Regions from separate parts of the Homo sapiens genome. Here region 2 is linked to region 1. Evidence: chromatin loops called from intact Hi-C (ENCODE). Cell type or tissue: CD14-positive monocyte. All regions are shown on one strand. Links, peaks and the distances in the headings refer to the core of each region. The heading gives the core; the rest is flanking DNA. Region 1 overlaps LOC105378536 (a long non-coding RNA gene). Region 2 holds the start of LOC107984184 (a long non-coding RNA gene).

Region 1 (5,381 bases), core at 229-5,228:
GCCTTTCTAAGCCCAGAGCCCTGTGCCCACCCATAAAGCTGGCCATGCTTGGGTCCCCTGGGGTGAGGACTGGTTGAAGGAGTGGACACCAAACTGTCTTATGACCTTTAGAGAAATCATGTAAAGTTCATGCCTACTTGGTGGGCGCATGACCAGCATCAATTTCATGCAAGGGTTGGGAGGTTGGGGACCAGTTAGTAACACTGAGTCATTTCATATAACTCACTGGGTGCACTTTGCAATTTTAAAAATGTAAGCTCCTGAAAGCTTTTAATTTTCCCATTTACTTTTGGCTGTGGATTTTGCCTCAGCTGAAATGCAAAAGCCTGAGGATTATCTATTTAAAGCTATCGTCCAAGCTTTACAGTAGGCAAATGCTGTGTCCAGTGTGGAGGTTTACAGATGACAGTTTAAAGAAAAGTCTCGGTTCTGATGCAGCTGTCTTTGGTTAGCACATTGGAAAGTGTGCTTACCCTCGGAAAGAAACCTCTGGGGGCTAAGAAGTAAGTGGTTTCTGCTTCTGGGGTTTTGTTCAGAAACCCAGAAAGGCATAAATAGCATCGTTCCAGAAACATTCCTGCCTGGCCCTTTGATCTTGGCCTGGCAGCCATTGCAGGGTGTGCCGCCCACCCACCCTTTGTGGGCTCAGTCAGTACAGGGTTACGTGCAGCCCTTCAGAGCTGGGGTGGCCATAAAACCAACTAGTGCAACTCCTCAAATCATAGCAGAGGCCCAAGAGGGCAGGTGCCTTGCCTAAAGGCACAGCAAATCAGTTGCAGAGCTGGGGGTCTTCCTCCTTCAACCTCTGCCCCTTGGCCATCCCCCAACTCAACTGATTATCTGCTGAAACATGAAGTTGGCAGGTTTTTGTTGTTGTTATTGTGTTTTACCAAGGCACTGATCACCTGAACTTCTTGCTCGGCCAGTCTTTATTCCCAGCCACTGACACTAGAGATATGCTCAGGTAAGGCCACCAGAGGCCGGGGTCGAGGGATAGGGAGATGAAGGAGTCGTTACTTCCTCTTTCTGATCTCCTTTCCATAGACTCACCCAGTGAGAAACCTAAAACAGCAGCAACTTGTGAGTCAGGGATGTGTGTCTCATCCAAGCCTCCACCCAGGTCTCGAGGCCCTGCCCCAGCATCCCTGTCTACCAGCTGCCCATCCTGCTTGGATACAGCCAGTAACAGGGAGCCCACTCCCACAGTGGGGCTCAGGCCACCGCCCTCAGCTCTGTCCCCACACATCCCCTGTCAGTGTCACAGAGACCATAACTGAGTCATCCTTTTAGAGGTCCCTCTCTAGGAGAGCGTGAACTTGAGGAACTGAGGAAGATGGCACCATGCCCTCTTCACGGCTTTATCCTAACTCCTGGTTCAGAGATGTTGCTTACAACAGAATACCTGAAACTGGGGGATTTATAAAGAAAAGGAATTTATTTCTTACAGTTTTGGAAGCTGAGAAGTCCAAGATTGAGGGGCTGCATCTGGTGAAGTTCTTCTGGCTAGTGGGGACTCTCTGCAGGGTCCTGAGGCAGCCCAGGGCCTCACATGGGCTGAGCACGCCAGCTCAGGTCTGTCCTCCTCTTCTTAAAAAGCCACCAGTTCCACTCCCACAGTAACCCATTAATCCATTCACCCATAATCCATGGATAGATGAATCCATTCATGAAGGCAGAGCCCTCATGACCCATTCGCCTCTTAAAGGGCCCATCTCTCAATATTGCCACATTGAAGATTAAGATTCAACATGAGTTTGGAGGGGACAAATATTCAAATCATAGCAGTTGCATCACACACATTTCACTAACAAATAGTTATTGCTGTTTCCCCCAACCTCCAGTCCTCATTTGTCACGTCTCTGGGCCTCAGAGAACATTCGATTTTCCACAGGAAAGTTCACGGAGCATTGCAAGAGCGTTTGGTGGCCCTCTGAGTCATCTCTTCTCCTCACGGGACATCCCAGCATCTTCATGGATCCTCAGAGGCACGGGGGGCCACCCTGACCACCCTCCTCAGAGTGAACCTCTGTCTATGTGTCCTTCTTCATATGTGGTGGCCAGAAACCAGATCATGTGCACAGAACAGACAGGCTCTGGTACCATTGTGTGTGTGTGTGCCTGTGTGTATCTATGTCTGTGTGTCTTTGAATGTGCCCATATATGGGAGTTTGTGTGTGTGTCTTGGTGACTATGTAAGACTGCATGTGTGAATGTGAGAATGTGTGAGTCTGTGTATTAAGTGTGTGTATGTATGTGTGTGAGTTTTTATAAATATATGAGAGTGGGTATGTCTGTGTGGATGTGTCTGTGTTTGTATGAATGTGTTTGAGCACGTGTGTGTGTCTATGTGTCTGTGTGAGTATGTGTGAGAGAATGTGTAAGAGTGTGTCTGTATGTCTATGTGGTGTGTATGTTTGTGTGTCTTTATGCAAGAGTCTGTGTGTGTGGATGTGGATGTATGAGAATATGAGTCTGTATGAATGTGACTGGCTGTGTGTTGTGTGTGCACATCTGGTTGCCTGTTGGTCTCTGAGTCCTCTCCCAATGTCCCTCAGAGGGAAGACTGATGGGGCCACTCTATGGACGGCCCGTGTGAGGAGACCCCTCAGCAGCCCTGAGTGAGGGCCTGGCACCCGGGAAGTGCTCGGCAGCTGTGAGCCATTACCGTATCAAGATTTGTGTGTATTTAGTGACAAAGGCCCCTGTTGCGTTTCTATTTCCTGCAGGAAGAGTGATTGCAAAGTGGGGACCTGGAGGCAGCCAGCGGGGAGTCCTGAGAAGTACAAGACCCAGAGGTCTATTCAGAGAGAAACCAAACAGTCCAGAGACGTGGTGGCCACATTCCCCTCAGCACTGTGAGAAACAACTCTGTTTTACAGATGGAGAGAGGAAATGGAATCCCGGCACATGGAGTGAGGGCAGAAATAAAGATACATCACCCCGCCCTTCAGAAATCAGGGGAAGGGTGGTGCCAGGGAGTCCTTTCAAAGGCCTGGGATCACCACATGCAGGCAGGACCATGCCACATCTCCCCGCCTTTGGGTGGTCTCGACAATGCTACAGGGCCTATGTTACAGACGCAGAAAGCTCAGAGGGGTTAAATGACAACTCGGTCACACAGAGCTCCATCAGCAGTGCAGCCGGAACTCACACCCAGGTCTGCTGACTCCAGGACCAGTGTTCTGGGCCCCAGAAGCCCCCGTGGGACTTCCTGTGCACACTACCCAACAAAATGAAAACATCCTCAGCTGTCCCTGTGTGTGAGGCAATTCACATCCTGCTGCCAAGTGTTGCCACCAAATCTCTCTAAATTGGGCAATTAGCAGCATGATTTGTGAAATGAGGAACAGGATATGCTTTGACCCCTTGAACTTCTTCCCCACTGAACTCTCCAGTTCTAGCTGAGCTTTTAGTTTTAAACGTGGGAGTGGGGTGGGGCAGGAGAAATTTCCTTAAACCAGCGTTTCTGCCAATAGCCACTTCCTGGGGAACCATCTCTACCTGGATGGTTGAGGTTTCAAAACTAGATTCCAGCAAAATGAAGACAAGGCAAACTATGAACTGGAAAAAGTCAGTAGACCACTCACCGCCAAGGGTTGAGAGTCTTAATAGAAAAGTGTGCTTAGAAGATGACAAGCAGGAAAGCAGGCCAAGCGTATGAGTGGGCGACCTCCAGTGAAGAGATGCGAATGGTCATCCGCACAGGGAAAAAATATCAGCCTCACAATTGCTACATAGAGCATGTGGGAGCCCATGGATTCGGACAGAGCTCCCACACAAGGCCCAAGGCCTCACCAAGATGAAGTTACATGTCACCCAACTGAAGTTATCTGACACGCTGAGAAATTGGGAGAGAGACAATAGCCAAATTCCCAAACAGTCCAGTTTTAGCCAGCATCAGGGAAGTCCTGTCTGCTTTAACCCTATAAGGAAAGTCACCACAAAGTGATCAAACTGTTCTTTGTTTCTGTTTCTTTAGCCCTTTTCTGCCTGTAAAGTCTGCCTCCTCTGTTCCACCCATAGGAGCTCCTTCCTATTACAAGAATGGGATGCTTCCCCGTTCATGAACCACAAATAAAAGCCAATTTGATCTTTAAACAAAATTTGTTGAAATTTTGTTAACACCATTAAAAAAAAAAAAAAGGCAAATTAAAACAGTAGGATGTCATTTTTCTCCTAATAGATCAACAAAGATAAGACCTAGCCCAGTGAGGAAGCGAAGAAATGAGATCTCCCTAGATTAATGCTGGGGTTGAAATTGGCACAGTCTTTCTGAAAGGCCTTTAAGATGTGGGTAAATTTGACCCTGTAACTATTTTTAGACTTTATCCTGAGGGAATTGGTCAAGATGTAGGTGGAGATGAATATACAAAGATATTTATTGTGTTGTTACCTATAATATTGGGAAATCTGGAAAAAATACCCTAAATGTCCACTAATAAATTACTACTCAGGAAAATTACAGTAAACCCATATGAAGCGATACAACGCCACTGTTAGTCATTCCATGGCAGTGGAATCTTTGACTCCAAGTCCAGTGTCCTCCCACAAAGAGAGGCTGCCTCTCAAGTCTGTCCAGAAAGTGCCTCCACCTTCCAATGGCTGTGAACAGCTGGGGAAGTGTCAGTGGCTAACTCCCATGAAATGGTGAACATGAGGTTCAGGGCTGGGAAGAAGAGCAGGGGATGTGGGCCAGAATGTTTCACTAGCATCCAATTTGAAGCCACATGTTTCCAAATATGAGGCTAATTAAATAACTCCATCATGTACTTGCATATTTTACCCTTGTTTACTTCATTGTCAACCCCACCCCGCCATTCTGAATAGGTTTTATGGCCCATGTGGAGAATAGTGTGAAGAGAGGCCAAAAGTCTTGATTCTCTGACACCTATCAGCTGTGTGATCGTGGACCACTCAGAACCCAGGCACCTCCTCTGAAATAGCCCCTGGCTAAGGGCCTGGTCTATGCAGGTGTTCACCAAGTGGCTGACATTGCTAGTGGCTGGTTTCCCCCTCTACTTTCTTCCCTAGCAGCCCTCTGACTCTTGGGGGCTCCATGATTTTCAGCAGCAATAGCATCCCAGAAAGCTGGGGGAGAGAAGTTTTAAAAGTCCAGGGAAGTTCGGGTAAGCAAAGACCACCCTTTTCCTCCAGCCAGTGGGGCTCCCTGCTCTTTGAGAGTTCTAAGCACTTGCATGCTGTGCTACCTTGTAGTAGGGGCTGCTGGTGCCTCTCCCAGGTCTCCTCTCTCTACCTGCTTTTGCAGGCAGCACCTGGAAGCTGTGAGGCTGGCCTGCTAACAGCTCACAGCCTTCCCCACCTCCAGAGAGGTGAAGCTTTACCTGGGAGGCTATGCCCACTCATAGGCCAAGGCCAGTGCA
Region 2 (5,381 bases), core at 235-5,234, 160 kb after region 1:
ATACAAGGATGGCAAAGAAAGTGGCATCTTGATAATCATCCTGGCACCGAAGTGCATGGAAAACAGTCTGGAAGGATGTACACCCAACAGGGAGGGGCCAAGGAGGGCTGCAGGGAAGCAAAGGAGACTTTATCACCACTTTGAAAAACTTCTGTACAGTTGGGACATTTCATTACCCATCATATATTATCCTCATTATTTTTTTTTTTTCCTTTTTTTGGCTAGTGCTGGCTAAATAACAGAAAATGAAGTAATTTGTTATTTACCAAGCATCATTTATGTGCCAGGTGATCAAAACAAATGTGGAATCTTGTATTTACAGTTATGATGTAAAGTAAACAATGAGCCGCAGTTGGCCAAGCAAAGAGCGATGGAAGTGAACAGTATCCCAGGCAGAAGGAGGAATATCAGCTGGTCCTGGGTGGGAAAGAGCTTAGCAGATTGGAGGAACAAAAATAGGCCAGTGCAGCTAGAGCACAGTGACTCAAGGAGCAGGGACAGAGATGAGGGTGGAGAGAAGCCTTGAGGCAGATCACATGGGTAGTTAAGGAAGGTTGTGTTCAGGGAGTTTGCGTTTCATTTTGAGTGTGCTGGGAACCATCAAAGGCTTTTAAGCAGGGAGCAACATGATCAGATTTACATTTTTTAGTAGATAACTCTGTCTTCTTGCTGTGTGGAGAATGTTGGAGGGCAAGACAGGAAGTGTTATCAGTTAAAGGATGCCCAGAAGAGGAATCTCATGATCCATGATTTTAAAAGAAAAATAAATAAAACAAAGGGCCCTGTTTCTTACCAGGAGGAGCCTGACATCCAAGGAGACAGGGGCAAAAGAATTAGGTATGTTACACCTAGCAGGCAGGACAGCACAGAAGTTGGTGGCTGAGGTCTATGGGTCCACGGTCATTGGCTGTGCTGCTTGCCGGTCAAGTGATGTGGACAGGTTGCTCAACCTTTCAAAGCATTGGTTTCTTCCTCTGAAAAGTAGAAGGTAATTATATCTACCTCTCAAGATTGCCAAGAATATGAATGAGCTACTGCATGTGTCATATATCATGCTTAGCTCTGTAATGTTACTTTATAACCATCACCGTCATCACCATCATCATCACCACCATCTTCATTATCATCACCATTATCACCACCACCATTATCATTATCACTATCATCATCATCTTCAACACCATCATTCATCATCGTTGCCACCACCATCATCACCACCACCATCTTCATTATCATCACCATTATCACCACCACTACAATCAACATCATAATCATCACCACCACCACCATTACCACTACCATCATCATCTTCTTCAACACCATCATCATCATCATCATTGCCACCACCATCATCACTACCACCATCTTCATTATCATCATGATTATCACCACCACCACCATCATCACCATCATAATCATCATCACCATCATCACCAGCACCATTATCATCACCACCACCACCACCACCATTACCACTACCATCATCATCATCTTCAACACCATCATCATCATCATCATCATTGCCACCACCATCATCACCACCATCATTGATCCTGCTCCTAGACTCCATCAAAGTCCAGAGTCCAGCATTCTACCCCAACTCACCTCTGAATAACTCTGGGATCTGAGTGGGCCTCCTATCCTCAGTCTCCATGCCCTCTGTCAGGCTGTTCTCACAACTGTGGGGCTCCTTGTTCAAAATGAAAATGTGGGACCTCTTTTTCAAAAAGCAGGAAAAAGGTATCATTGAAGTTACTAAAATACAGAGCTTTCTTCTTTCTTCCAGTCTCTCTCTCTCATCTTATCATGATATTTTTTATTTGCTATTTGATGCCATTCTAAGTACAGAAAAATTAAAATTTTTAATTACTAACACGAATTTTACCATTCATCATTATATTGCACAATACCAGTTTTAGATACAAATATAAGAACAATTTAACTCATATGTGAAATCAACAAAATTATAATTTGTATTTGATATTTTGTACACACAAGTATATTTTTGTCCTTGCTAGAACAGTAGAAATGCTGCACACACAAAAACTCAACTGTTTTCTGTTTTTATTTCACTCCTGGATAGAATCACATTCTACCAACACTCTCTGCCTTTGCCTTACTGATGGGTAAGGAAGAAGTGAAGCAAAAAGGAACTATGGCTGCCCAGTCTTCCCCTTTCCTTCTGTGTCATCACTTTCAGTGTAAGTGCTTGACTAACACAGGGAAGTGACATGAGTAAGAAAAGGCATGACAGGTTTCCTTGGTCGTTTGTGTTTCTTCCAACATCACTGCCTTTTTTCCGCATTCTAAGCAAGTTCTGGTTTGAATGGAAAGCGTGGCCTGTCAATGCTGTCTATGCCCTTGCTCACTCAGCTGTGCATGCAACACGTATCCCTTGTACTCACTTTGAGTCACACTTCCATGCATCATGGTTTCCCTGGAATGCTATGCTCATGGGGCATCAAGAACACCACATGCTGACAAGGCAGCAAGGAACAGCAGGCATGTCTATTGCATGAATCTCCAGCTCATGTGCCCACTCCATGGTCCCATTAGACTTCACCTGCAAAACACCAGTTCAAAGATAAAATTATTAAAATTTCAAGATGATGGCAGAAGAGCATTAACCCAAGAAGCTCAGGGCCTGATCACAGGGCCCTTTGCAACTGCACAGGCCTCAGGCCCATGAGGCTGGCCCTGGCTCTCCTGGAAAATGGGCACAGTTTCCAGTTTGTCCATCTCACAGGGTTGTGGGAGGCCTATACACAAGCCAGCAAGTGGAAACCCTTTGCAAACAGTAACTGTGACCGTAACCATAACCGTAACTGGACCAACATGCAGCTGCCACACTCCCCCGAGTGTGGCATGGTATGCAGAGCAAGCATACCACACCAGGCATAGCGAGCGCCAGCCGCAGCCAGCACCAGCAGGGAGCTGGGCAGCGGTGAGCTGATTCGAATTCCAGATGAGCGTGAATGACACAAAATCCGTTTTACTTGCAAATTCTGAACCGTGCGCAGGAACCCAGCAAGCTCTGCATCACAACATGTTTCTCCAAGCAGCCGTTGGGCTGTAAAACGGACGATCGCTGTTTGCAGTCAAGCTCTGTTATGCTGGGCAAGTCAAAGCCAGTTCCCTTCTGCCAGGGCTCAGCAGAGGTGTGACCCCCTCGTAAAGCCTTGCCTGTGTCTGGGGAAGGTGTCAGGAATCACCACACATTCCCCGTTTGGAAAGCGATTCTGCAACATGGAAGTCTGGGCTGTTCTGAGGCTCTGTCCAGCTCAACAGGCAAAACAGAAGGGGAAGCTCCCAAGATCCAGAGACCTCGCTCTCCACCCACAGTCATGGAACCCGGGTCCATCGGTGATGCTGAGGGAGCCCCAAGCCCTGGGTGAGCTTCCTCAACTCTAGAGTTGAAGCAAGAACACCACAAGGGCACCACAAACGCTTCCCGTCCATGACTGTTCTCATGCTCACATCCACCGTGACACGCGGGCATCACAGCCCCACTTAACATCGCTGCACCTGAGGCTTAGCAAAGTTAAGTGACAAAAACTGTGATTGTCCCAGTGGCACATGACAAAATGGAGGCTTTGAGAGGTTAAGCAGTTTGCCCGAGGTCACCAGCAGGGCCAAGGGCCACACCGAAGTCTGGGTAATGCCTAGGTCCACGCTCCGACTCAGGGCACAAGAGCTAAGAAGAAACGAGCTCACACATGTGACAGGGCATCACGACCTTCACTGGAGCACAGTGTGGGTGGCACCAGTTGCCCTAAACACAGAGGGCGTCTCCTGGGCCATTGTCAGGGGAGAAAGAGGGTGGCACTTGGGTGAGGAATTCCAGCCTATCTGCCTCCAGGGCTCCTTGGAGCCTGGCCCAGAGTTGAAGAGGCATTTTTCCCTCCACCCTGCCCAGCTCTCCCCTACCCCCTCCATATACACACATGCACACACACACAAACACAAACACACATGCACATGCACACACACATGCACACGCGTGCTCTATATGTGTGATGGCCCTTCACCAACCTCCCCCCTTCCTCTCCCTTCAGCCCGCAAGTCTTCTCCATTCTCCCACCCAGGCTTCCGTAAGCCTCCCTGCCCTTTTCCTCACAATGCCACGGTCTGGCTGCAGAATCACCAGGGTCCTAATTCCAGCACGGGCTTTATGCCCCCAGCTCTGAGCCCCAGACCCCCATCTGATGATGATGGGCCTCCCTGCAGCAGAGGGTGGTGTGTGGGGTGTGTGTGTGTGTGTGTGTGTGTGTGCATGCGTGCATGCATTTGTGTGTGTGTGTGAGAGTGCCTGGCAGGTGGGGCCTCACTGGCCTGCCTTTTCCTTGCCTGTTCACACCAGTGTAAAACCAACCAGGCAACAGGCACTGCCCACATCAGAGAGCTCTCAGGACTCCCACTCTGAGCAGAAGGCTCTGGGGGAAACACTAGAATTTAGTAGGAATTCTAGGGGGAAAGTGGAGAAAATGTGTAAGTACATAAACGATAGAATAGCATTCCCGGGTGCTGAAGGAATCAACAAATGTTCAGGTTGTTAAGGCCCCCCCGGTACCAAACTGCATCTGCCCTAAAGGCGACGAAACTCCCACCAACTCCAAATGTTCATCACCCACCGCTTCTCTCTTCATAAATATGGCAACCAAACCAGGTAATGAAGGACACCAACCATGTGGAAGGTAAGAACAAACAAACAGAATGCAAAGAACAGAAAGGAACTTTTAAAAGGTTAGTGCCTTTGGAGAAAGTCAAGAAGGTATTGTGTCCCTAAAAAGAAAACAGGCTCTGCTTAAAATGGAGCAATGAGAAAGCCAGAAAGAATTCTCAGAAATAAAACTGCTAAAAGAAAAAGTTCATGAAAAAAGACATACAGTTGAAGAAATCTCTCAGAATATATATCAATAAAACAAAGAGAAAAATACAAGAGAAATCACCTGAGATATATAAGCTCAATCTATGAAGTTCTATATTAATTTACTAGGAATTATAAAAAAAAATTAAATGGAGAAAATGTAGAAATTATACAAATGAGAGTATAGCATCTCTCAAGTGCTGCAGGAATCTACAAATCTTCTGGTTGACAGGACCTTCTAGATACCAAGCAGAATAGATGAAGAAAGACCCGCCTCCAGATAAACTGTCATGAAAACTGGAACTCCAAGGACAAGGAGAATATTTTAAAGGCTTCCAGATGGGAAAAACAGATTATTAGCAAAGGAATGACAATCATGTTGGTGTGTGACTTCTCATCAGCAACGTTGAAAACCAGAAGACTAGAGCAATGATCCCAAGTTCTCATTAAAGAAATTAAACTTACAATTGTATGTTTGAATAGAAACTATTAAATAAGTGCAAGGGCAAAATAA

What was found. A loop is a pair of places that touch in the nucleus more often than their neighbours do. Peaks named below come from ENCODE experiments on the same cell type or tissue, not always from the same donor. Only the 100,000 strongest peaks of a DNase experiment are listed, where the experiment ranks them.
Region 2: it touches region 1 in a loop (1.8-fold over the local background); 1 of 110 quality-filtered maps calls a loop at or near these places.

Annotation. Positions count from the first base shown.
Region 1 is chr10:124,142,026-124,147,406 of GRCh38, forward strand. All of the region lies in intron 1 of LOC105378536 (a long non-coding RNA gene), which reads right to left. Among named protein-coding and RNA genes, the nearest start is that of CHST15, 51 kb to the left of the region's middle. In CD14-positive monocyte, for the core only: no CTCF peak of the experiment used is centred there; DNase peaks (open chromatin) are centred at 1,126, 1,926 and 3,276; H3K4me3 peaks cover 2,450 bases; H3K27ac peaks cover 4,819 bases.
Region 2 is chr10:124,304,815-124,310,195 of GRCh38, forward strand. LOC107984184 (a long non-coding RNA gene) reads right to left here and starts at 2,557. Exons shown (of 4, transcript XR_001747310.1): 1 at 2,406-2,557; 2 at 1,606-1,717; 3 at 794-974; 4 at 1-107. RefSeq lists an enhancer at 2,728-3,715. In CD14-positive monocyte, for the core only: no CTCF peak of the experiment used is centred there; DNase peaks (open chromatin) are centred at 507 and 2,247; H3K27ac peaks cover 3,250 bases.